2 separate regions of the Mus musculus genome follow, and region 2 is linked to region 1. The links are chromatin loops, found by intact Hi-C in ENCODE. Cell type or tissue: heart. All regions are shown on one strand.

What was found. A loop is a pair of places that touch in the nucleus more often than their neighbours do. Peaks named below come from ENCODE experiments on the same cell type or tissue, not always from the same donor. Only the 100,000 strongest peaks of a DNase experiment are listed, where the experiment ranks them.
Region 2: a loop joins it to region 1, with 5 times the contacts of the local background. A loop is called at or near these places in 10 of 42 quality-filtered maps.

The regions. Positions count from the first base shown.
Region 1 is chr6:31,215,397-31,223,396 of GRCm38, forward strand. It overlaps Lncpint (long non-protein coding RNA, Trp53 induced transcript), which reads right to left and starts at 3,078. Exons shown (of 4, transcript NR_110471.1): 1 at 2,678-3,078. It overlaps 2210408F21Rik (RIKEN cDNA 2210408F21 gene), which reads left to right and starts at 4,955. Exons shown (of 6, transcript NR_040262.1): 1 at 4,955-5,123. In heart, a CTCF peak has its summit at 1,130; DNase peaks (open chromatin) are centred at 1,135, 1,445, 3,025, 4,965 and 5 weaker places; H3K4me3 peaks cover 4,400 bases; H3K27ac peaks cover 3,257 bases; H3K27me3 peaks cover 4,775 bases.
Region 2 is chr6:31,281,503-31,289,502 of GRCm38, forward strand. The region is part of intron 2 of 2210408F21Rik (RIKEN cDNA 2210408F21 gene); the gene reads left to right. Among named protein-coding and RNA genes, the nearest start is that of Gm38782, 42 kb to the left of the region's middle. In heart, no CTCF peak of the experiment used is centred here; DNase peaks (open chromatin) are centred at 3,859, 6,339, 7,079, 7,679 and 2 weaker places; H3K27ac peaks cover 759 bases.

The DNA.
Region 1 (8,000 bases):
ACTATGTATGAGGGGATCCACCTGTTAACTTCAAATTGCTAAAATCCCCCCCCCCCACAGTAAATACTAGAATCAGTAGCCTGAAGGCACTAGTGAATTTACCAAAAGGTGGTTCTCCTTTCAAACAAGGGAACCTTTCCAGATAAAGCTGTAACAACAGAAATCCATGTACAGAAATTCGGGCCCTCGGGCTAGTATGCACTATTCCTAAACTGTTCGCAAAGGTGAAAGGTCTCTCAAGCAACCCGGAGTAATGGTTTCAAATATGAACTCTGGGGCCTGCTCCCATGAGCTCCCGTCAGGGAGTCCTCAAGCTCCACCTCTGCCAGAACCTCCTGTACTTCCATTCCCCCAAAAGTAAAAACTGTTACTCCTCCAGGTTGTCGCCATGTTTGCGCAGTCATCCTGTCTGGCACATAGAGGCCCCATTTAGTGAGAGACCGACATGTTAACTATTGGGGCTATTTTTCATTCTTCGATGCGTAAATACAGATGACTCAACATCTAGCCTACCAAGCTGGCTACCTATCAGTTTTTATTCTTACTGCGTCACAATTACTGGAGAAGAAGGAGGTGAAGAAAATGGCCCTCAGTCCAGACTCTATTTGGATTTCAGTTCCCTAGCTATGAGAGTGGGTATCGGGATTAATTCTAAAGCTCTGGGGTTGATTACACCGTGCAGCCTGGATGAAGAGCTAGATGTAGGTACTTCTGTGTCCACTGATATAACATAACACACCTGGGAGGACGGTCTGCTCGATCCCTCTGTTGAGTCTCCGGCCCGGAGGGGATGGGGTGGGGGGGACAGCCGACTGGCAGGGATGCTGTGACGACGAACCCAAATACTGCTCCAGGGGAACAACTGCGACCAGCCCCACAAGACTGTACCTCGCGGTAGTTTTCGAACTGTTCAGGGTCTGCGACCCTCCCCCGTGTCCCGGTCGCCGGCGCCCAGCCACCTCGCGGCCGCGGCACGTGACTCGACACGCGCCAGCTGCACGCGGGCTCCATCAAAACAAAAACAGAGGAGGCGGGACGGGCGGGGACGCGCGCTCGCCCGCTCGCGCGCGCTCTCGCCACCGCAGCTCGTCCGCCACGATCGCGCGCCTCCGCCCGGCCGGGGGCGGGAGGGCAGAGGGCACCACCCTGTTTACCGCCCGGGCTCGAGCCCTGAGCCGGAAACGGTCTCCCGGGAGCGGGCGCGTGAGTGCGCACCCACCCGCGGCGCGGCTCTGCGTGGGCAGTGAGCAAAGGGCCACGGCGGCTGCGTGTCACCCCCGTCACGACTCTTGCTACGCACTTCGCCCCCAGCCTTCAGCTCGCGAGCTGCCGCGGACCCCTCACGTGGCCGCCTCCTCCCTGACACGCCGTGCCGAGCAAGCCGTGGCTGCGGACCCAGGCGCTCCGGAGTCTTGTCCCCACCCCGCCTCGGACGTCACCCGCCTCGGACCACCCAACCCACACCTTCCGCCCCGGGCGCGCGCGGGAGGGGGTAGATAGCTCCAAGCTGTCAGAAGCCTACAGTGTGTGCCACATGACGAAGCTCGCCCTCGTCCTCGACACTCACGCAGCAGCTTCGCTGCGAGCTGAAACAGACATATTGGGGGGGGGGGACCTGTCTTGATTTTTCTCTTGGTTTTAAAAGCAACCCCCCCCATACATAAGCGTTAGACTTAGCTCTACCTACGCACTCGCTTTGCCTCCCCCATGGTCTCCTACCAAATCCAAGCGACTTACCAAATCCAAATGCCCACCCTACACACCTGCTAGGTAACCTGCCTTCTGGAACCTCAAAGCCCCACCCATCCCGCCTGTGGGGGCAACCTGTGGTGGGGGGGAGTGAGGCAACACGATTAGGTAGTGATAGAGAGGGGGGACATACAACCCCCCATCTCCAGAGCAAGAGGACGCATCCTGCTTCCCTCCGCCAAAATAATAGCCGAAGTCAAAGCTCCGGCTTCCCAGGGGCTGCCTCTCCCCCCACCTTCCCCCTAGAACCAAAACGTCGCGTCCCTCCCAACCGCTCGCCCCCAGCCCTTACTTCTTGTTGACGGCCGAGGTGGGGGGGCGTGGGAGCCATGCATGAGTTGCCTCTAGGTTCGGGATGTTGGTCTCCTCTGAGTGAAGAGGTGGGATCTCGAAATGGAAACAGTCCTCCCTCCCCCCCCCCAACCCCCCCCCGCCGGTCCCTCCCCTCCTCCTCCTCCTCTTCGTCTGTTTACCTCAAGTTTGAATTTTATCTGCGCAACATTAGCTGGAATGCGGACATTGAAAAAAAAAAAAAAAACCACTCGCTCTCAACCCGGCAGCAGCTCCGGAGGAGCCATGTGGCATCAAGCCACCGCAAAGGGGAAAAAAAAGTGCTCTTAGCAACACAAACATGGCGAAATAGCTCCGACATGCCCGTTTCACGCAGCAACCCTACCTTCCTTCGCTCACCCGCCGAGCATCCTGGCCCGCTGCCTCAGGCCCCTTGTGGGGGACCGTAAGGGGGCCCCGGGGACTGCGAGGGTGGACGTCAAGAGAGTCCACCGGGAAAATAGCACAGATGACGCGCCAACCCATCTGCCTCACCGAGAGTGCGGGGACGCTTTTTCCACCCCCAAGGTGGGAGTTGAGCACCAAATCCTGTCCCCAAGTCCTGCTGGACCCGTTTTCCCCACCCTAAAGAACTTACCTTGAGGCTGAACACTACACCGCTTTGCTCTCTTTTCTGGTTCCTTCCTCTGGAGTGAGGAGGAAAATGATGCGCACGTAGATTCCGAGAGCGTATTCTTCTAGAATTTTCCCATGATGGTTGGTGGGGAGCGATGGGGACTCTGAGACAGGTGCGGGGCTGCCGGCTAAAAGTTGCTCAGCGCACCACGGTGGGCGACAGGGTCCCCGGAGCGGGCGGAGGACCCCCACTCTCTGTCCCTGGCGTCGCCCACTTGTCACGCCAGGCTGCTGCGTGCGCTCGGCTGCAGAGGAGGTGGCGTAGTTTCTCTTTCTCCCACCTCTTCTCACTTGTTTTGTAGCCGTGGGCTCCCCTAATGCTTTCCTCTCCACAATGTTGTTTCATTATATCATGTCCATCATGTGACACCGGAGAGGCCTCTCTATGGAAACTTAAAGGGGCTCCCACGTGACTGCAGCAGCAACAACAGCAGCAGGACCGCCGGCGGCGGCGGCGGCAGCATTTGTACCACCACCCACCAGGAGCCCCTCGAAGCATCCCGAAGGGGCTTGTGGCGCTGCGAAAGCCCAGATAAGGGAGCCACTGCATCCGGGAGCTATGGCGTCGGTGCGTGCGTGGAGCCAGTGCTCATTACACAGCAAGCGGAACAGGAGCGTCCTTAAATCCTTTCCTGCAGTCACCAAGCCCACGCTCTGTTAAAATGACATTTCGTGGTTCCTACTTTATTTTCCCCCAAGAGCTGTGAGTTCCCTATCAGGCCTGATTAAATTTTACAAAGTCAAAAAGAAAAGCCAGATTTGCCCTCTCAGTGAGCTCACTCGCAGATCGTTGGTAGAACAGAAATGCCCAGAAAATAACAACCAGAACCGGGCATTTGGTCCATAATTACCATCACTACCAGTTTCGGAGCTTTCTGGAATTACATTCCTCCGGTAACTGTTGATGATGCTCTCAAGAGGCAAAATGCAAGGCAGTTTTTCTCTTCCGCGGCTATATTAGGGCTTTGTTGCTGACAACAGTAAAAACTTGTTTGTGTCAGGAAGTGAGGTATGAAGCCATGACCTGTAAGGTACAGACAAAACCAAAGTGGCAGTTTGGGCACTACTTTTCTGACCACATTCTTCCAAATGGTGACAAGATGACTGCCATAAAATGCGTGCTTGGTTGGAAATAAGATGATCAGGGAAACATGCTTATCCCTTAATCATACTGTGCATGCTACACACTAGAAATTATATATACATATATATGCGTGTGTGTGGACAGAGCGCAAACGTGCATTTTCCTGATATTCCAAACCACCAATTCTGTCCCCACTGCTAGCATTTAACTTAAGTATTAGCGTTTAAAGGCTTATTCGTGTCTAGTGATGTATGGAAACTAAGTTTGAAGTCCTTAGTCTTAATGACTTGCAATGTATGTGTGTGCAAGGTGTGTGGGGGGGGGGGTCTACTTCGAATCGCAATTCTCTGTCTCTACATTTTTATGTACCATGGAAAAACATCCTATAAGTAAAATCTATGATTAAATTGCTATTTTTCTGTTGGTTCACACTTTTCCGTCTTTATAAGGAAAACGGGGTTGGCAGAATTGTGGAAAAAGGATAAGAAAACACTAACTCAGTAACTGAGGAGTGGGATGGGAGAGGACCAACATTCCGGCCTGGCCTTGATTATCCGTCTCTCTCCATCACTTATGAATGCATTAGGTCTCCCTCTAATTCTAACACCCATCCTTATGGCCTTCTAACCTCAAGTCTAATTCTTTCATCCTTTTAACCCTCTTTTGCCTGGACCGCCCAGCTCAGGCTCTTTGCTTATGTACCCAGCTCAGGCCTTCCCAAATACTTAACCCCACCACCACCAGCAGCAGCAGCAGCAGGAAGAAGCAGCTGGTTCTCTTCTCAGCAACCTTACCCCCTTACCTCTCTTTGACCTCCTTTAATCTCCTCCACAGCCTGGCCCTTGACTTCACAGATTCCTCTTACCTTTCTTCACCTGAAATGGCCTGCCCTTTACTGGGGTCTCCTTTACCCCTCCTCTCTGGTCCCATCCCTTCTGCGGGCGAACCCCAGCATTCCTCCACGGCTCGGCCTGGTCAGCTTGAACCACATTTTGTCGGCTTGCCCTGGGCAAAGAGGGAGTTTATGGTGGAAAGTGGGTCCAAGACTACCCCTGGGTTAGACCCCTGCCTTGCCCCATCCGCTCCTCCCAAGCCCTGGTTGCGGCGCTTCCTGGGCGGATGGTTTGGACTTGCTGCTGCAGCTGCGGTTCTGCTGTGTCATGCAAGAAGGAGGCGGCGGCGGCGGCCGGAGCTGGAGGGGGAGGAGGGGAGGAACCTGATCCTCGGTAGCGAAGGGCTGGAGGCAAACACCGAGCTCCCCCTGAGCCGCCTGGGAGCAGGGAGGGTTCTGCTACCCTGAGGGGCCCTCCCCGCGGGGCAGAGGGTAAGTGGGGAGGCGCAGGTGGTCGCCTTGGGAAGGGAGCGCGCAGGGGGGTTAGGTGGGACGGCGGGACCGCTAGGAGCTACCCGAGCCCCAAGGAGTCAAGTGTCCGACTAATAGGAGCCCAGGCTATAGAAGAGTTGGTCTGCCAGTAGCAGCAAGAACTATTTGCCTAATGACAGTTGTCCTTAGCCACACGGTGGGTGGAGTTGTAGATCCCGAACTCAGGACCCATCTAAAGGCAATGATTCACGGTTGCAGGAACTTAATCCCAGCAGCCCTGGCGCTGTAGGACACCCTTGAAATGAAAAGGCCAACACACCCCAGGTTCCTCTAGCCTTTCTGGACTTTCTGGGTTGTCTTCTTCAAATCTAGGGGAAAGGCTGGGAAACTGGCCCAACCCCACTTTAGCCACAAAAATAACGCTCTTGGCCGGTGGCCCTAGACAAGCAGCCTCTGGTGCAATTAAACAATCAATAGGAAAAAGCCCACCCTCCTCCCTTCTTCACCAGCTCCTTCCACCAAGGTAATTCATGGGGCTTAAAGGAGAAAGAAAATGTGGTATATGTTGCCCTATCCAAGCTGTCAGTCAGTCTGCCACTACACAAATGGCCACCTGTACACTCCAGGGTTCACCCTGCCTTCAGAGGGATGCTTGTGAGAGACACAACAATACTGCTCCAGGTAGCAAGAGGAGACCACCTTAAACTCCCGACAATTTCACCTCCATTGCCCCTTCTCCCCCCTCCCCCGCCCCCCAGGGGAATTGGAAACCTAGACTTGAGAGCAATGAACTGTAGAGACAGGCTGGGCACATAGGAACACTGCTCTTTCACCTGCCCGCAGTTCTCAGGACAGCAATTATTGTTATTATTATTATTATTATTATTATTATTATTATTATCTTATGTTCCTTTCCATGTCCCTCCTGGAAATCTCAAGAAGCACTTTCTGGAACGTTTTAATGTCAGTCGTACATTTAGAAGTAGGGGTTGAGGGGATTAACGGAAAGGCTAATGACTGTCTCAAAAGCACATGCGGTTGCTAGGGAACTCATGCTCGTCCCTGCTCTCTAATCACCAGTGCGTTCCAGGGAAATCAAACTGCTCGGGGTGTTATTAAAATGAACGGCATTTGGTTGAAGGCTTCTTTGCTTATGTTGTAGCATCCTGGATTGTTATCGATTGCCTCACACCCACATACCTTGTTTTCCTAATTTGATTTCTGTATTTGCGTCACTGCCAGGGACACTCAGACTAGACCAGTCAGGTTCACTTCCTGTTTCTCAGAACTGGTTTATATTTGGTCTCTGTGCTCTAGCTGGTAAGACATTATCACGCTGATCCTCTTGGAAAGGAATCTTTGCTTTCCGTTGACAACAAATTATCCCAATTAAATGCTAATTCTCGTGGAAAACGTCATTGTAGGAGGGTTAAGGCACTACTGGGATACTTTATTAGCCATTTGAGAAAGCCATTCTTAACATGTAAAGCAAGAAAAACCCATCCCCCCTCCTGCCCCCCCCCAAAAGAAACTTCATTCCCCAGCTTTGGAACTAAAACAAACTCAAGAAGAGAAAATATTTAAATATGATGTTTCCAAAATGAAGCATACAGAAGTACACATTGAAGCTGGAGGAATCATTTGACTAAATAAGGCGTAGAATTGAATTCATTCCAGGCCCAGGAAGGACAAATAAGCGTGGGTTGGCATTGTGGCCCGGAGAGTACAAAGTGTGACTGAGAGGCTACTTTACAAATAGGAAATCCCATCACCTTGTGAACTAAATGTCTCCTTTACTGATTCCCCTATGTCCCTGATAAGGCAGCCTTGCTTTTTATATTTTTGCTTCGAGTTCCTTCCTCTTTATAACAAGAATATCACCAAGGCAATAGCAGAAAGATAAGACTATGTAAATAAGTAGGTTCTGATGGAGATAATTTGTTTGATGAAAAATAAAGCACACATGGCATTGAAGAAAGATTGGTTTCCACTTCGGTGCACAGAGGTGAGCTTAGGGCAGCCATCTTGGGTCTTTGCATGTCCGTATCCCAATGGAAGCTTCTAGAGATCTCAATGTTGATTTCAATTTTAATTTTTAGCTGTTAGATTTTTTTTTAAATGTACATTGGTGTTGTGCCTACATGCCTGTCTGTGTGAAAAGACATGTATATCTGCATAAGGGTGTCAGATCCCCTGGAACTAGAGTTACAGACAGGTGTGAGTTGCCATGTGGGCTCTGGGAATTAAATCCGGGTCCTTTGGAAGAACAGCCAGTGTTCTTAGCCACTGAACTTTCTCTCCAGCCCCTAGCCTTTAATGCCTAGCTATAAAGATTGGGAATTTGGGGTGTGGGGTGCTCATGTAAAAGGTGATTTATTGTTAATACATTGAGTTTTAATGTCAGTTGCCACATAAGTAAGATCTACCTTGTTTCCTATGCATTTCTTCTCTCTTCGTCTTGTAGTGGTATAGAAGCAACAGACTGAAAGGTGCAAGAGTTTGTGAGACTAAAGACCTCAGTTAACTCCAGATGCAATTAACCCCTAATGCCTCCATCATCAAAGTGGAGGGATGATGGAGGAAGGATATTCAAAAACAGTTATCCATTGGATCCTGATGAAGCCAAACATCTATCTGTGCACGCTTTAATTAGCAACAGATAGAAACACACCCAGTTGTAATGTAGAACCCCTCAAATTCAACACATTAAAAAGAATAGTGTGGAGAAATATGAGATTTGTGCTGGAAAGAAAAGTCCTGACTTTGAAACCCAACTCTGTTACTCAATTCATTATTGAGTGCTTGCTGTGGCCCTAGAAATACAAGGATCAATAAAACACGGCTAAGATGGCCTGCAGGATCTTCTACCGTGAGGAG
Region 2 (8,000 bases), 66 kb after region 1:
TTGCCACTCCCCATTGTATCATTGGGTAAGAGAGGGACCAAAAACCATTCCATTGCTGAGAACGACAGCCTTCCTAACACCACCAACACCACTGCCATGTATGATAAAGAAAATAATCAATAAATCAGCACATTTTAAAGCCACCATGTCTCCTCTTAGGTATTTTTCTTCTGGACTGACTGTGAAAGGAACTTGACTTCCTACCAGACTTTGGGAGACATGGGAAAGTTTGAGACTAGAAAGAAAAGTGTCTGTTGAAAACAGAATTAATTAGGCAAAAATAAAGCTGTATAAACTTGCTATCAGGTTTGAACATAAAACTGTATTTCTATATAGCATATAGCTGCTAATAATATCTGCTGTAACTGAAGCTCTAGGAGCTGAGAATGTATGCTTAGTGAATGTAAGGCCCCAGCTTCCTTTCTGGTACTAAAGACAAAGGACGGGTGGTGTGTATGCCCCTAATCCAGCACCCTAGAGGCAGAGAAGGGCAGATCAATGGAAGTTTAGAAACAGCCTGGACCACCTAAGAAGTTCCAGCTAGCCAGAGCTACGTGGTAAGACTGTCTCAACTGTAAACTGGCTTTCTGTTGACAGTTGTTGAATGTTCAATGATGAGTTTGGAAGTTTTGTTTGTTTATTTACTATTTTTCCTATCTTCAGGAGTATTTAACAGACAACTGCTTTAGATTGATGAATTCCTCCCTAAAGGGGGTTTTATAAATAAATTTATCAGTATTATTCAAAACTGGCCCGAGTTCAATATGTTAACAGCACACTTCAAACCTGTACACAAATCTAATGGCTCATGCTTTGGTTGAATTGAAGAGAGTAGACTCCTATAGTTTCATAAGTAGCGTTTGAAAATAAACATTGAGCTATTTCTGTGAGAAATGTAGTTCTTAAGCCAAGTCAGTGGTTCTGTAGCCGTCTAGTTTTTGACCATTTTATAAAATCTAGATAATCTTTCGTGTTACTTGGTTTGAGAACGAGATGGGGAACCAGGTGTAAACTCATCCCTGGAATACAAAACTTATTTATTTCCTTGTGTCTCTTTCCGTTTTGGTTTTGTTTACTTGTTTTTCTAGTTAAGAGAGCAAGAATCCAAAATCTACACTTAGCATTTTCTAAAATCACTTAAGAACGATCCATGTTTGAGAGATTTCTAATGTATCCTATAGAACTCTGTTATAAACAAGCATGCTGTCTTTGCTAAGAATAAATACAGAACAAGGACTATAAATAAATGGTGTGTTCTAAGAGGTCGAATTGTAGTGTCGCCTCTGTGAAATTTCTCACATTCTCTGCTGGCCCGGGCTTAGGGAGCGGTGATACGGGCTTAGGACTTCTGTATCCACAGAGTGTGCCTTGACACAAAAATATGCATAATCCCTCCGTAGGGTACAATTTTCACAGGTTGATAGCAGCACAAGAAAGCTTCTGAAATAGAAGTGGGGTCTGAACGTATTTGTCCCCACGAGTCCTGGGTGATTGACATGCTAGTGTGCTTGGTGACTTTTGGGGGTTGGGTTGCTTAGATTACAATCAAATTTTAAGGTGACCATGGGGTGAAACACACACTATCAGGAAGACATGAAGCGGCTTTACTACTCAAATAAAATTAAATTCCAGGAAATAAAATCCTTAAAGGGGCTGGTTGAAGAGAAGAGAGAAGACAATACCTTATCATTAAAAATCGATCAGATACTTACTAAGTGCGTCTCTGAGGATTCCTTACGTTTCAGCCACTGGCAGTTCTTGGATTACACAATACTTTCACATGCATTATCTTATTTGATCTTCTCAACAAGTAGGGAGGCCAGAGAGGGATCTAAGGATGAGGAAATGGCATCTCAGACTTAAGTGCTCCTGAAGACGGCCACGGAGCACGGGCAGGTGTTAGGGGGGTTCCTCCAAATACTTTGTCCTCTGTCCCTCTGACCTCCACCAAGTACTGTGCCATATTGTCTGAACAGAGGACTCCAAAGGAGAAAGATTATGTTCTCAACCCTCAGGGAGTTTATGGTCAGTTGAGAAAATAGATTTGCTAAGCAGAAGACTTTAAATTGTTAATCTGCAATCTGGATAAAATAGGCTGTAAACACAGTTGAGCTATTTTAATGGGAAGGTAAAATGCTATAAACTCTACCCTGTGCCCTGAAAATGAATACAGATCAAATGGATGTTTCTAAAGTTTTCCAGCCAGGCCATCATTGTCTTTGGGAGAAATCCTCAGCAGGAGGCAAGCCTTGGGCTGGTACATGGGAGCATGAAGATACTTGGTGTTCGGAGATCTTACTGGCTTCTGTTGTGTTTCGTACTAATAACTAGAAGCCTATGGGAGGTCCTCTTGGCCACTGTTCGGCCCTTTAAACCATTAGAGAGGCTCCAGTTTTAAGGGGAAGATTACCTGCAGGGGTTTCCAACCATTACCTGCAGGGGTTTCCAACCTCTTGACATTGCAACATCAACATCAGCATCTACAATGTTGTAGGCCACATCTGTAGCTGTCTTGGATGCATATAACCTATGTTTGCCAAGCTCCTGATTGTCCCAGAAGCAAAATTCCATGCTGCGTCTCTGTTGTTGTCTTTTCAGCAGCACAGGCCTGTGCTGAGATGAGACAGCTGTGGTCCAATCACAGTGTGTCCCTGCTTTTGTCTGTCTCACTGCGAGGTACAGTGTCTGGGAGGCCCCGTGGGGACTTGCCAACGCTTCAGCGAGCAGCTGGCCATGGTGATTTTACAAAAAGTGCCTAGCCAGGTTCAGCAGCCTCTTAGACAGTTCCAAGATCGTCTTCCAGATGCTCGTTGGTAAAGAATCCGATGGAATAGGCCTGCCTAGGGATTATGCCATAAGGTTTTGTCTGCTGTCAGGGAGGTCTTAAACAAACCACCCTCTCCCGTTGCAGCATGTGGGCTGTTAGGCATCATGCTGAGTAAACATGTTAACAGGAAAACCATTGGAGGTCCCATCAGAGCAACCCACCTCTCTACACTGAGCACCTTCGAGCCCACGTGACACGAGCCTGTTGACGATTAAGCCCGAGTATGCAGCCATGCCCGTTGGACCACTCTTAGCCTCAGAGTTTCATTCTTTGACTTCCTCTTTGAGGATGGAAATGGATTTCTGCTGAGTCACTGCAGCCTTCCTTTCCTCCTGTGGTTGTAAACACAGCCTCTGGAACTGGCTCTATCGCACACTAGCTGTGCAACCTTGGGAAAGTTACCAGAGAATTCTTGACGCCTTCCGTTCCTGATATGTGGCACCTATAACAGCTACCTCAGAAAGTTACTGCCCGGTTTTGGCCCCGGGGAGAGCTGTGAACACTGTGTGAGATGTGTTCTGGGCTGTGTTATTGTTTGCTCTTTGCTGCTGTTCCTCTTGCTGCCTGTTCCGAGTCTGTTCCGGGTACCGCAAGAATGAGAAGATAAAGTAGGTGCCCTCAGTGGGTATACAGTATATATGATAAATCACCGTGCATCTTCTTTGCTCAACAGGTGGGAGGAAGTCACAGCATCTACTTCTGAATCTGTGCTTGCCTTGAGGAAAAACGGCATGGCACAGGAATGTGGACGCTTTCAACCAGAGGATTCTGTACGACGGTGTCGGCACACAGTAAGTGCCGAGCACCATAGAAACGGTTTTTCCGCTTTAATTGTTAGGCTGGCAGAATGAGTGCTGAGACCGAGCATGTGGCCGGAGGTTGAGGGCGAGGAGGTGGTGGTGCTCCTGGGGACGTCTTCCAAGAGGCAGTATCCTTGAGCTCGGCTCTGATCAGTGAGTAGGCGTTAGCCAGTAAGAGAAGAGGGCTAAGAGTGTTCCAGGCAGAAGGAACATTGTGTGCAGAGTTAGGGAGGCGTGAAACAGCACAATACACTCGGGGAACTCCAAGCAGGCAGAAGTACGAGTGGCGCCCCATCCTTACTGAGACATACAGCGTGCGTTTGTTAAATTAGTATTAGAGATTGGAGGCTGGGAAATGTAACGTTGCTTGATCATTCGGGCCTGTAGCATTAAGGAGGAACAACCATTGAGGAGGAAGTGGCTAAGAGGCTTTTAATTGTTCCCTGTATACGTGCTCAGTGCTGTCTTGGATCTGCATCAACCACTCCTTTTTTTTTTTAACCCCCTTTCCTTTTTTTTTAATTTTATTTTTTATTTATTTATCTTTTTGCTTTTTTTTTTTTTCCAAAATTGAGATAAATTTTCATGTAGCCCAGGCTGGTCTCATATTTCCTGTGTAACCAAAGATACCCTTGACTTCTGTCTTCCCTGCTTTTACCTCCAAAGTGCTGAGATTACAGGCCTATGCCAGCATGCCCAGTTTTATGCGGTCATGGGGTTCTAGTCTTGGCCTTTGTGCAAACTAGGGCAAGCGTTCTATCCACTAAACCGTATCCTCAGCCCCTTCTTATCCTCTTCTACGGGAAGTAAACCCTTTTCCTCCAGAATGACAGAGATGAATCCGAATGGAGAAGCTGGGGTCCCAGAATTGGTACCAACACTTCTATGGGTAACACATTGCTTTAGATCAGAGGTCAGCAAACCCTGTCCTAAAGGTCGGCCCCAGTGCAGTGCCCTGGCCTAGGAGTCCATCTACTAGGACAGTTCATCCCTCTGTACACATTCGCTCATCCTCCTACAGGTTGGCCTATGCTCGGCCAGTAACAGCAGGTTCAAGAGAGACACTGGAGGTAGGCCCTTGAGGCTCGGCTTGGACTCAGCACAGTTACTTCTGGTCCATTCTGATAGCCAGAGCCAGAGAGAGGCACAAAGCCAACCTGGATTGGAAGGGTCCAGCATGCAGCCCCAGTTCTTGATCAGAGCTGCTGCAAAGCGACTCTGCAGACAGCAGGGAGACTGGAGGGACAGAACCTGGCCGTGTTTGAAATCCCAAGCAATCGATCATACTCTGGAGCAGCACGCATCCCAACCACAGATTTTTTTTTTTAAATGTCGTCTCTGGGTCTCACGGGGAAAGATGTATTCATCATACCTGTCTGTTCAGCCCCCACCCACAGCTATGAGTCATCACTCTCTTCAACTGAAGGGACCATTATCCTCTAGCACATGACAGACACAGAGGGGGAGGAGAATGGGGCTCCTTGGTGAGGCCCAGACCCACATTCCTGCCCCTACCTGATGAATTTCACTAGGGAACCAGGCTCGATTTTAACCCATTAAAGACATAAAGCAAATTGTTATCCCAGATGAAACCAGTGGCTGAACTGAACATCCTTTGGGACTAATGTCTAAACAGACCTACACAAAATACTCTTGCTCATCACTCCGTGCCCCACTTAAATGCAGGTGGCATTAAAATTGGTCACTGATGTCTCTCTGTCTAGATGGGACTGAACCAACAGATATGGGACAGCTCCTTTACTCACTAGCTGTTGGCTGGTACCCCACCCCCACCCCATTATTGCTCTCTCTCTCTCTCTCTCTCTCTCTCTGTCTCTCTCTCTGTCTGTCTGTCTCATGTGTCCAGTGTGTGTGTGTGTGTGTGTGTGTGTGTGTTGTGTGTGTGTGATGTTTCTATTTCTTGGGGTACATGTGCGTGTGTGAGGAGGTCAGAGGTAAAACATGGAATGTCTTCCACAACCACTCTCCATGCCGTTTTGTTTTGTTTTGTTTTGTTGTTTTTCTTTGTTTTTGTTTTGTTTTTGTTTTTGTTTTTGGAGACAAGTTGTCTCTGATCCTGGAATTCATCAGTTTGGCTAGACTGGCTGACCAGTGAGCCCAGGGCTCCCCCCATCTCTGCCTCCCTGCCACTGGGGTTAAAGATGCATGCCATCATGCCTGACTTTACAAGGGTACCTGGCATCCAATCCCAGGTCCAGATGCCTGCACAGCAAGCATTCCACCAACTGAGCCACCTCCCTAACCCATGCTCCTGCTCAGCTTGTCAAGATAGGGTCTCACCCTCTAGACCTGATTGGTCCCGAACTTGTGGCAGTGTTGAATTTATAGTCAGGGGCCGCTGTGTGATTTTTTTTTAAAGTTTCTTGCCAGAAATTCATCACTGTTATCAAACTTGTTTCAATAAAGAGTGTTTAGTATAAAGAACAAGGATGTCAAAAACCCTTCATTGCAGTCCTTTCCCTGGTGCCAGGGGATGGCAGAGCACAGAACTCATAGATAACACTTGTTTGTTAAGAACTTCCTGAAAGGTGACAAACAGAAACCAAACTTTCAGTCAGACAAAAACCACATGGCTTAGGTTTGAGAATATTCCTTCTGTTCCAAAGCCACTCAGGGGTCCTTCGGCGTCTGCAGGAAGCTGACGCCCTGACACCAACTTCCATGGAGTTGCTGCTGTTGAGACTTCTGTAGGAACAGCATTCGTGGGTGGAAGGAACATGCCAGATCTCAGGGAACTATTAGATGCCTGTTGACTCAGGCGGCAGGACCAGCTGTGAACAGGAATGTATTTTTACGTAGCTGCAGTGGAAAGGAACAGGCCTGTTGAAATTATTGCCGAGGTGGGGACAGAACCTGCTGGGATATTTGTGGAAGGTTTGGTTTATGGGGGATGAGGAGATAGAGCTGTCTCAGGAGGTACAGCTTGAAGATTCTAAATTCAGAATTAATGCTGGGCATAATGGCACATGCCTTTAATCCCAGCATTTGGGAGGTGAAGGAAAGGGGATCAGGAGGTCAAGACCAGCCTTGGCTACATGAGACACACACACACACACACACACACACACACACACACACACACAGAGAGAGAGAGAGAGAGAGAGAGAGAGAGAGAGAGAGAGAGAGAGAGAGAGAGATTTTGATTGATTTTCTTGGATAGGTCACATGATTGAATGATATAGCTACCAGGTAAAGTCCTTTCAAAATTAGACCCCAACAAAGATTTCTTTCTCTCATGTTTCTGTATCTCCCACCCACCTTAGGAATGTCTTTTAAAAACACAAATCCTGCCAGCCAGCTGCCCCTGGAAAGAAGTCAAGTGGGATGACTTCCTGTTCAGGGGGAGGGAGCAGGGGGTGTCACCTCTGCTGCCTCTCCTCTCCTCTCCTCTCCTCCCAGCTCTTAGGCAGCGCGCAAAGATCTTCCTTCCTGCCTGCAGAGGAAGCCCATCGTGTTCTCTTAGCCCTACCTTGGCATTCCTTGATGTCTTTAGAGAAGCAGATGACCCCGGCTGAGCCAGACAGTCAGCAGAACAGCAGCTCTCGATGCTGCGTTTGGAAATTTCCATTCTTTGCTTGCAGCTCTGAAAAAAAAAAAATCTAAAGAGCCCAGTAGCTGGGAAATTTCCACAATGGAAAATTTTAACATATTCTTTAGCTCTAAACTGTGCAGGTTTATAGACATTATTTTTTTTTCTTTCTGGTAATTTCCTTCTTTAACAACAATTTATGAACATGGTACCACTGGAGCTGAGGGAACAGGAGGGCAGGGTGACCTAGGGGGTGGGCATAGCTTGCTTAGCAGGAGGCTGCACTATATAACGGTGTGACCGCTCAGAGCACCACCATCCTGAGGCCCGCTGGGTGGGAACTCATCCAAGTCGAGCTCACTTGCCCGGGAGCACTGCAGGGAAATCTGTGTAGAGCCTTGAAATGGAAAATGCACGGATACAACTTGGGAGCCTGACATGGTGAGTCACGTTGCCAGCAAAAGCAACCCTGAGCAGATGATGATCCCTAAGACCGCTGCTTCCTGAACCTGAACTTAAGCTGTAGGCTCTGATGCAGTCAGTTGAGGGTGGGAGCTAGGCTGCATTACCAACGGATGCTGACCATCCAGGTGATGCTGATGCTGCCCTTCCTGAGGACCACGGTGTGCGGCATAGCAAGACCTTCGTCAGCATGCAGCCAGTGCCCTGCTGGCTGAACACTGCCAGAGGGTGGCTGGAGGTGAGCTCAGGTGACAAAGTTGAGGTCTCAGAATGGAACTCAAAGTCCTCTGGAGAGATGCTCCATGTCAATCTGGATAAAGAGGCTCCTTTAGAATGGAGGGGGTGCACAGCATTGCCAGAG